Linked DNA regions of Homo sapiens: region 1 is linked to region 2. Evidence: chromatin contacts called from ENCODE Hi-C or POLR2A ChIA-PET data. All regions are on one chromosome and are shown on one strand. The core of a region is the stretch at or near the end of the contact, and the rest is flanking DNA. Distances in the headings are between cores, read along the strand shown.

Region 1 (4,863 bases), core at 559-3,058, 40 kb after region 2:
TGACCACACTAGTATTAAAAGCAAAAATTATAATTATGATTGTATACCAATTGCTTTTAGCTAACAGACTGGCAAAAAGTTTCATAGCACTGTGTGTTGATGAGAGTATAGAGAGACAGACATTCTCAAATATTATTACCGGGAGTAAAAAATCAGTAAGTACTATTACCCTAGAGGGCATTTTGACAATATTTATAAAAATTTAAAATGAACATATCTTTTGGCTAAGCAATCCCACTTCTGGGATTTATCCTGCAGACACATGGGCACACATGCCAAACAATCTAGTGACAAAGCTCTCTGAGATAGCAACATTGGAAGCAACCCAAGTGCTTGGCAATAGGAAATTGGCTAAATAAATGTACCATCCTGCAAGGGAATACTAGCAACCATTTTTTTTAAATGAAGCAGTACTTTATGTGCTGATATGAAATTATCTTCAAAATATATTAACATACATATATGCTCTTGCTTGCATAAAATGTCTCTGGAAAACGCACAGGGCACTGGTTGCCTCTGCAGGGGGGAAATGGAGGCAGGGAGAGAGGCCACTTATGTTCGTGTTTGATTGCATTAACATGCACATGTATTACCTATTTTTAAAAATAACATTTCTATAGTTATTACACTTGGGTAGGTCGGCTGTGGCTTCCCTAAGGATAAGGTTAGTTCCTCGATTCAGGAGCCAAATGCCAAAGGGACTCCAACAGTGATTCACGTTTGGAAACAGCCCGCGGGAATCTGTGCTGACTCATCGGAGGACCCAGTGGAACATGGCAGCTCCAAGGCAGAGCCAGCCTGAAACCCTGTGAACATGCTTTAGGACAACCAGACGGTCAGAGCGAGATGGGGTCAGGGTGGGGGACACCCTGAGCCAAGGAGCCAGTGACTTCCAGAAGAGTGAGGAGAAAATTCAAGGCTTTCCTCATGAAAGGGGGCAGAGCCGGGACAACATTCAAGGAGGCCAGGGGGATGTTGAGGGGGCCTGGCTGGAGGGCCTGGCAGGTGCATGGAGAGCCCCTTCCCAGACAAAGACCTGGGCCCAGTCCCTGAGAAGCACTGAGGCACCCACCAGGCTGGAAGCAGAGCCCTTCCCGCCCCCGCCCCGGCCACATCCACAGTTTGCTGGCATTTGCTGGCCTCCACCTCAGGCCCAGCTGAGTCAAGGAATTCCAAGGAACAGCCACCTCTTCCCATGCCCATCAAGGCGACCTTCCATGGTTTCCGTGGGACGTTTGGTCACACTGGGCTCAGAAATCTGCACTCTGTAAACTCACCGGTTTCTCCGTGACTGGGGTTTCCCTTTGTGCCTCAGTGTTCCTTTGGGAAATGTTCAACCTTTTTTTGGCCTAGTTAAGGAGAAAGGAATTTTTCCAGACTCAGTCAGAGATGTTGGCTCAGCTTGATTGGGAGGGAAGGGTGATTTTAATAAGGCCGGGGGTGGTAGTGGGGACAATGTGTGACCCCCCCGGGAAGTGGGACCGCACACGGTACCGGGGTGGGCAGTTCTGGCTCCTCCTGACCTGGCTGTCCCTCCCCAGTGCCATGAGTTTTGAGCCTGGTTGCCTTGGTGACCCGTTTTCAGTCCTTATTCACCTCCTAACCATCTCATGTTCTCTCGAGCCTCCTTCCATCCCCAGCACAGTCCACACACAATGTAAGTGCTCAAAAGTCGAACTGTAGCACTGAGTTGAGGGGTGGTCAGCCCCGGTGAGCCCTGGTGTCTCATCATGGTTTCCCCATGGCTGTCTCCACCCCTCTTCCAGAAAAGCTATTGAGAAATGGAACTCTTTGACATCACCCCTAGCTAAAGTTGCTGAAAACAGCTCAGAGGAGTGAATTCCACAGAGCCCTATGCCCCGCCTAGATTCCTGGGGCTTCTTGTCTCATGGAGTCTGCAGAGCCGCGTCCAGACCCCTCATCCTGGACCGCTACCCGGCATCGGCCTCCTCCACGTAGTCTTCTTGCTCCCACTGCAATCTGACTTTCTGCCAAACCATTTCCCTCCTGGCTTCAAACTTTTGTCGGGAAAGAGATGAAATCAGCACTTGGAGAGCTGGAAAGGGAAAAACAGCTGCTTTTCACAAAATGGGCTAGGGAGGGGGAAGCGGAGCAGCACAGCTGGATCTTGGTGGGAAAGCCAGAGTCTGGTGGGAACGTACAGCTCACAGCAGGAGAGACAAACACACAAACCTAGAGGGGCCCAGCGGCAGCAGCTCAGGGGCTTGCTTGCCAATGGCACCTTGTGCCGTATTCTTCAGATACAGTCACATCTCATATCCACATTAACCATCCTAGGGCTGTAGAGATTTTCTCCATTTTAGAGAGGTAGGCACAAAAAAAAAAAAAAGATTTCTCTTTCCCCTTAGTTCTCCTATAAGAATAATTATAGTGCGTGTGCTTGGGACAAATAGAGAGTGGTGGGGCCTGTGGCATCAAGGCCGCCAGGTAAAATTGCTCAGGTTGGGCGGACTCTGTGGCATCTTGCAACTGTGGCCGTGTGGCTATGTGGGCCTCTGATAACAACTATGATTTTTCAAGAGGAGCCAGGGATCTGGATTTTTATTTAAAAATTACCTGAGATTTAAACATTGGCAACTAATTCAGAAGCTTTACGGTATTGAGCAGTCAGTAGTACACTGTGGGCCAAGCAAAACATGTCTGTGGGTAGAGTTGGGGCTGAGGGCTGGAGTTTGAGTCCTCCTTTATGGGTGAGAACTGACACATGTACCCCAGCCAGGAGCAGGCATTGTCAGCACTCTACCCATCCCCCAAATCCCTTCCTCCCTTTTTTGTTTCCGTGACCCCTCCAGCTCCGAAGGGCTTTCACTTCCTGCAGTATGCACCTGACTTACCTCATGGTATAACCTGTTTCTTACCATTCCACTTTTCACCTGCCTTCCTCAATGATAACTCTAACATAATAGTACATAATAGTTGTTTTTTGTTTGGTTGGTTTTTTGTTTTTTTTGTTTTTTTTTTGAGACAGAGTCTCACTGTCGCCCAGCCTGGAGTGCAGTGGTACGATCTCAGCTTGCTGCAACCTCCACCTCCCGGGTTCAAGCAATTCTCCTGCCTCAGCCTCCCAAGTAACTGGGACTAAGGTGCCCACCACTACACCCAGCTAATTTTTTGTATTTTTAGTAGAAATGGGGTTTTGCCATGTTGGCCAGGCTAGTCTTGAACTCCTGATCTCAAGTGATTCGCCCGCCTTGGCCTCCCAAAGTGCTGAGATTACAGGTGTGAGCCACTGTGCCCGGCCTAACATAAGAGTATTTTAAAATATCAGTGGCTTATCAGGCACGATGCTAGGTGCTTGACATAAATATTGGTTTAAAATCAACACATCTAAGGGAGATCACATTAATGCTTCATTTACTAAATGTCTAATGGTTTTTGAGTTGTAAGGCAAGGTTTCAAAAGCCTAATCAATTTATATATATATAAAGTTAACATGTCCACATCCTTATGATGCAGGTAATGGGATTATTCACTTTTTTTTTTTTTTTTCAGACGGAGTCTGGCACTGTCACCCAGGCTGGAGGGCAATGGCGCGATCTCAGCTCACTGCAATCTCCGCCTCCCAGGTTCAAGCGATTCTCCTGCCTCAGCCTCCCAAATAGCTAGGATTATAGGTGCCCGTCACCATACCTGGCTAATTTTTTGTATTTTCAGTAGAGACTGGGTTTCACTATGTTGACCAGGCTGGTCTTGAACTCCTGATCTCGTGATCCACCTGCCTCAGCCTCCCAAAGTGCTGGGATTACAGGTGTGAGCCACTGCGCCCGGCCTATTCACATTTTATGTATAAGGAAAGTGAGGCCCAAAGACATCTGACCACAGCTTATAAGCAGCATTTCCTGGGGATCTTCTTCAGAGGGCTCCCTTCACCTTGCTTGGAGGGACAGAGAGCCCAAGGTGCCTAGAAATTTGCATTCTCCTCCCACACCTGCAATCCTTGTCCAATGACTAATGGGCACAAGAATTTGAAAGTCCAGCTCCCTTGCCTTGGGTTAAGATTAACTGAAGTGTCCCCTGCACTCAGAGCTCCCCCTCAGGATCAGGCTGAAAAGCCGTCATCTGTAGGATGTCGCCTGTGATCACCCCTGGCTTGGATTCCTCTCTACCCCAACCTGCTTCCTTCAGCCCCTTCCCAGTTTGCCCTGGGAGCACTTCCTTAATAAATCGCAGGCACACGAGACCTTGTCCCAGATCTGTTCTGGAAGAATCCACACTTAGGCACAGCCAAGGCTAATGGGCAACTCCTCTTACAGGAGAGAAAGAATCACCCTGCCAGGGGCTGGTACAATTGTTTGAGAGCCTCGGAGGACATAGGCTATAAAAGGACATTGCTTTCTCTGAGAACCAAGTAGCATGCTGGGGCCCCTCCTGCAGCCTCTCTGCTCTCCCACCCCACCCCTTCCTCCACACATCATCCCTCCATATAGATGTGTCATTGCTGCCAAGCATCCTTCCACCCTTCCCGCTGCCCTGGCAACCACGAAGATGGTGTGTGTCTGACCCTGCCCTAGCTCCAGAGTCCTGACTGGAGTAAGTCTTAGCTACCTTGTCATAGTGGTTGGTACAAATAACCCAGACTGAAGTCACTTCGCATATGAGATTCCCATGGAACACCACAGGGAGTGGCCCAGAGGCTGGGAACACAAATTCAATCTCGAGGGTGTACAGGCTTGGAACATGGGGAAATCCAGCAGAAAATCAAGTGGATCTACAGAAATGGGCAGACAAGAAAAGTGAAAGGAAAGGACACCAGAGCCCAAACCTGGCTTCTGTTGCTTGCCAACAAAAGCATTGTGACAATTCCCAGGACTCCCAGAGACCTGTTGTGTGTTTTGGAAATTC
Region 2 (5,673 bases), core at 1,749-4,248:
AGATGGGGAGATTTTCCTGGATTTCCCAGATGGGCCCAATGTAATCACAAGGGGCAGTGAGAGGGAGATGTGAGGACAGAAGCAAAGGTTGGAGGGATGTGCTTGCTGGGGCCACTAGCCAAGGAATGCAGGTGCCCTCTAGAAACTGGAAAAGGCAAGAAAAAGGATTCTCCCCTAGAGCCTCCAGAAGGAACCAGCCTTGCTGACACCCTGATTTTAGCCCAGGGAAGCCCATTTTGGACTTCTGACCTCCAGTACTGTAAGATAACTTTGTGTGAAGCCACTAATCTGTGATGGTTTGTTGGAGCAGCAACAGGAATTGAACACGCTGAGTGCTGGCGGAATGCTTCGTGGTCCTCCTGGATCAGAAGTGGGTGAGAGGCAGAGGCTGCAGAGTTCCAGGCCATCTCCCCATCGCCTCCCAGCCCCTAGAGAGCCGCCGTGGGTCTGTTTGTCATCCCTTCTGGGTTCTGCTGAGTGATGGGGCTCCCCATCCTGCCTCTGCTCAGCCTCAGTCTAGAATTGGCATCTCAGCCAAGGGGCATCCCCCAGCTCACATGACAGTCACTCGGCCTCTCTTGTTTGGGTGCCCTCCTTTCTGATATGCCGAATGAGGACCTGGGGCACTGGTACCTTTGGCTTACTCTTCATTGTCTGTGTAAGTAATAAACAGTCTGAATCTATTATAAAAGCCCCTGAATCAGGGCTTGGAGTTGCCCTGAATTGTATGCACCTGAGCTTGACAAAGTCCCAGTGCCTAATCCTGCAGGGAACCCTGGAGTGGGGGTGACAGCAAAGGAGCTGGGCCTTTGTCCACATGACCACCAGTTGTGGCCATGGGCTGCCCGGGAGCCCCAGTGCCCAAGGGCAGGTCCCTGAAGGTATCAGGGGTGAGCCATTCACAGCAAAGCACACAGACCTTGGAAAAGGACCTCAGTGGGCCTGGAAGTGGGAGAAGAGATGAGGGTGTACAGTTCATTACATTCACCAATAATTCATATAAGACGCTGCAGGATTCATTGCTGAGGCACTGGATTTTGACCCCACAGAGAGAAAATGGATATGGTAGCCCAGCATACATAGCTGTAGGGACATTTCCTAGACCCCAGCTTCTAGGGCAGCCATCAAGGGTGCAATTTAACATTCCTGCCAATGTCCAGGCAGGCAGCAGTGGTTGTCCACAGACCAGGAAAAGGCAATTGTTTTCTTCATGAAAAAAGGCCCCAAGCCAGCACTTTTCATGCCAAACTACTGGCGGAAGCCAGCGGGCAGCCAGCCATGCCAGGGTTCTTGGAGCACAGAACCAAACAAGGTGGCTCAGCCCCCAACTGGATGCCAGGATAGGTTGGCTGGAGGAGGTCTGTAAGTACCACCGTGGCCATTCAGTGACAGCACAAAAGGATGCCTTGGTCCTCTCCTCTGGGTGCCCTTTGACCTTTTCTTTGAGAACCCCGGCTCCCCACCCATCTGCCTCCCCCTACCTCTATCTCTGCCACAATGTCTTCATTCCTTGTATTTTCCTATTGGCTTTTCTCCTGCTCTTCTCCTGACTTAGGGATGCAGAAGGCCCACAGGCACTTGGAGCATTGCTCAGCCACACAGGCCCCTCAGAGACAAAGAGGAATTTCCCTCATGACCTGGAGGACAAGATGGAGGGAAGGAGGGAAATTTAATCACAAGGTGGCAAAACTTTTTCTATTAAGGACCTGAAAGAAAATATTTTAGACTTTACAGGCCATGTGGTCTCTATTACAACAACCCAATTCCACCATTGTAGCATGAAAGCAGCCATAGACAATGCATAAATGAATGGGCCTTTGAATGGCAGTGTTCTAATAAAACTTTATTTACACAAACAGGCAGAGGGCCAGCTTTGACCTTTGGGTGTAGTTTGCAGACCCCTGGTTTACATGTTCCCAGAATCCAACAAGTTAGAATTAAAGGAACTTTAGAGATCATCCAGGCCAGGGAGGGCAGACAGGTTTCAAACCCATCTGCCAACTCTGAGTGCTCAGTGATGATTCCCTGATTTGCTGTGTTGAGGATTCTGAGGCCAACATCTAGCTTGGAGGGAAAGTGCCATAATAGTACCCTATGCCGTGGGCAGGGAGAGAGGAGTGGCAGCACAAGTGCCCCAGATTAGCTGCTTGATTAACCAAACACTTTCATTTCACATACAAACAGCTGGATCCCAGAGAGGTTAAGCGATTTGCCCAAGGCCACAGAACTGGCCAGAGAGTTGCTTGTCAACCGGCTTCTTCATGTTACTCTGCAGCAAAATGGAAAGCTGCATTTATTCCATTGCCTCATCACCACACATCTAAGCCAAATAATTTTCATGGTCCCTGGAGAGCAAAGGGTCAGAAGCCAGGGCCCCAGCCAGTCCTCGATTTGTGAGAATTGATGTTTTGGGGGCTTTCACAACTATAAAAAAAAGTCGCATTTGTGATGTCTGAAAAATTAGGAGACTGGCTTCAGAGAGTACTGCCTGACAGATCCTGGTCATGGTCGGGCATGAAGTAGCCCCAGCATTAAGCTGTAGCTTCCCTTTTTCAGCAAGAAATGCTTTGCAAGCACCATGGTCACTATCTCATGAGCCCCATAAGGCTAATGCCAATCAAGCATCAAGCTCTGGTATTTCTCACCCATGTGTCTATTTCCTAAGATTCTCAACAGCTGTGACTATCAGATAATAACTGCCATGGTCTTTATTAATCTTGATTAATAAGCAACTGTAGTAACAACTCTGAAAACAGGATGCAGGTTGAGGTTTTGGAAGAAACTTTTAAAACCCTGGACTCTGTAAACTAGGTCATTTTTAAAAATCAGACTTTCTACTGTTAGAGTATGTCTGGTAGCAGAGCTTTGAAATTGCTTGGGCGTCAGTTACTTGGCTCTTAAATGGAGTAATGCTTACCTCATGGGCTGTTGCAACATTCAGTTAAATAACAGATGACAGCCAAAGCCCACATGCCCAGGTCCACTCTGGAGGTCACTTACAGCTGCTGTTGGCAGTCCAGGCCATGCCAAGGGCTCTTTCCAGCACCTGCATCTATCTCTTCGGGTGTTCTCTATGCCCCTGCCCCAGTACCTCCCACCCCAGAGTGTTCAGCTCACACTCAACACAGGCTAGAGAAACCAGGGCAAGACTGCTCCTAGGGGCAGCCTCCAAGCAAGGAGGACTGCTAGGAGGTAGTGAAAAGGACTCTTGTGTCCTTGCCTTTCTGTGTACAGTTTTGAGGGATAGTTTGGTTTGATAAAACTTTATACAGTGTCTTAGAAGGCCCACAGGGATACCTGAGCCCTATTTCCTTCTCTCACTAATACACCCCCTTCTTGATTTTCTTTCCTTCCCTGCCTCACTTCTTCCCTCCCAGTGCATCCTGGGGTCATCTCTCAAATAAATGGCCTAAGCTCAAGTCTTTGTGTCAGGGGCATCCTGAGATACATTTAATTGTAATTTTTATTTTTTAGAGATGGGGCCTCACTATGTTGCCCTGTCTGGTCTTGAACTCCTAGCCTCCAGTAATCTTCTTGCGTCAGCCTCTCAAGTTGCTGGGATCACAGGCATGTACCACTGCATCTAAATCAGAGATACATTTGGATTTAGGAAAGGGAGTGGCTGGAAAGGAAGCAAGAACATGCATGTGTCCCCCATCCCAACACCATGGAAGAGGATGAGAGGGTTAAAGCTGCCGGCAGCTACGGAGCATCCGATAATGCAATACAAGAACTATCCCTGTCAATGAGCAGGAAGCTGACAGGGCTAATAGCAGCCAAGCAACTTTCTTTCCAGGCTGCTTTTCTATTCCTCTTCTGCTGGTTCCTCTGGGGAGGTCCCATTCATGACACAGTTCTGGTGGGTTTGAAAATCACGACACCCAACTCCACCACATCAAACACTCTGAGGTTGATATGGGAGAGACCGTAAATGAAGCTTGTACACCTGGGTTATTCACTGGCAGGGTGGGGCTGCAAATGCCTGGCATTTTGTCTGCCACGTGAACAGAGCTTGCATGCAGAATGAAGGTAAATAGAGGTAAGATGAGATGAGAGAGAGAGCCCATATCATCAGAGCCACTGAATCCAGCTATGACTTTGGAATCTGGTGGTTACTAGAGTCAACACAAACACATTCCCTTTATGTTTATTTGAGTTGCATTTCTGTCACTTGCAACCAAAAGGGTCCTGACCAAAAAAAGACATTTCAGTTGTGCCTCCCTGGAATTATTTCTTTTCCTGAAAAAGCCACGCTGTTCGGCATAACTGCTTTCCTCCTGCACCACAAGGGATAAGAATTTAATCAATTACTTAACATGGAGAGATTGAAGTTTTACCCATCCAGGTTTCCATTCAGGGACCCATCCATCTGTTTCTTATTTAAAGGTCTTATCAAGCGTGTGTTTTAATTTGTGTTCCCTCAAAACAAACCCTGGTGCAAGGATTCAGTTATGAGAGTAGTGAGCTGCTCAGGCAGACTCTGCCTGGGACCTTCTCATCCACTCATCCTGTAGAGCTGTTCCAGATGAAATTTACTTAACTACAAAGAACAGGACGCCCAAGTAACACTGGCTGAAAAAAAATGAAAACACAATTCTTTCATAAAATAAGAAGGCTGTGGGAGGAGATTTTGCAGTAGCAGCCCAATGACAAGGGAAAGGACCCTGGGTTTTTCTGTTATTTCTCCACTGCCAACCTCAGTGTGTTGGTTTGTCAGCCTCTTGCTTATCACCTTCTGGTCACAAGATGGCTGCTGCAGCCCCCAACATCACAACCACATACAAGGTCAGGAAGCATAGTGGGGCAGGGGCATTACAGCAGACATTATTGGAGCTCATCGCCTATCCCTCCATTTTATTATTTCAGTAGGCTCCAGTCAATTCCAAACTGCCTTAACCTGAGGGCTTTTCCCTAAAACCTCAGAAAACTGCTCTGCCCATGGACATCAGGTCAGAAGTGCCCCCCAAAATTCATATTCCTCCAGAGAAAGTCCTAACCAATGATTGAGGGGGAGTAGCTATAAAAGTACCTTAGTTCCCTCATTGCTCCAAGGGATAACCACAAGGCATGTGACTTACACCTTTTCCAAAAATGTCCCTGCATGATTAAGCTTAGTTCTCCACAGTAAAACCTGCTCTATAATGCACGCTTTGTTAAATATTTTTCCTTCCCTGTCTCACTTCCCTACTCCCTTGCTAGTGTTTTCCTGGGATTATGTTCCCAGAAAACTACTTACCCTATAATTCTTGTTTCAGGGAATGCTTCGGTGAGGGTTTGGGGGTGGGGACAAAGTAAGACAGCTCTTCTTTTTATCAAGGAGGGAAAATCTTGCCAGAAATTCCCCAGTAGACTTCCTCTTGACCATACCTGAGTTACCTGCCCCACCCCTGCCTCCAGCTGCCCTGGAGGAGTTGAAACAGTGAGCATCTGCAAAGTGCAGCAGGGCAGTTACATCTTTGGAAGTTGAGCTCACTGCCCACTCCCCCACCCCCAAATCAGGGTTTAGTCAGCAAAGTGAGTGAAATGGGCAATGACTGTTGAGTGGGCAACTTATGGAATGCCAGGTTCTGTTCAATCATTTTAAATCAGTGACTGAGATAATAAGGTAAAGGTCATTCTTGGCAAGTATGCAGTAGACAGGAAACCGTGGAGAGTAAGTAGCAAGTGTGCTGA

The links. Hi-C counts contacts between places; a loop is a spot of excess contacts on that map. ChIA-PET counts read pairs that join two places held with the same protein, here RNA polymerase II (POLR2A). Pooled maps may share reads with other maps.
Region 1: a map of ascending aorta shows a loop between it and region 2 (3-fold over the local background). The contact joins two enhancer-like sites. A Hi-C loop is called at or near these places in 12 of 168 maps with a recorded cell type or tissue (Right ventricle myocardium inferior, aorta, ascending aorta and 6 more), 2 of 37 single-sample maps with no recorded cell type and 17 of 50 pooled maps. POLR2A ChIA-PET finds 5 or more read pairs at or near these places in 5 of 52 experiments (A549, AG04450, H1 and 2 more).

What each region holds. Positions count from the first base shown.
Region 1 is chr20:17,834,668-17,839,530 of GRCh38, forward strand. All of the region lies in intron 1 of LOC107985440 (a long non-coding RNA gene), which reads right to left. Among named protein-coding and RNA genes, the nearest start is that of SNORD17, 130 kb to the right of the region's middle. RefSeq lists an enhancer at 483-1,060. Within about 2 kb of position 1,809, at least 16 of the 41 ENCODE cell types and tissues checked have a DNase peak (open chromatin) inside an H3K27ac peak, as active enhancers do; they include heart left ventricle, heart right ventricle, psoas muscle and 1 more, where a contact is called at or near this core.
Region 2 is chr20:17,793,358-17,799,030 of GRCh38, forward strand. No RefSeq gene overlaps it. Among named protein-coding and RNA genes, the nearest start is that of BANF2, 96 kb to the left of the region's middle. Within about 2 kb of position 2,999, at least 15 of the 41 ENCODE cell types and tissues checked have a DNase peak (open chromatin) inside an H3K27ac peak, as active enhancers do; they include heart left ventricle, heart right ventricle, psoas muscle and 1 more, where a contact is called at or near this core.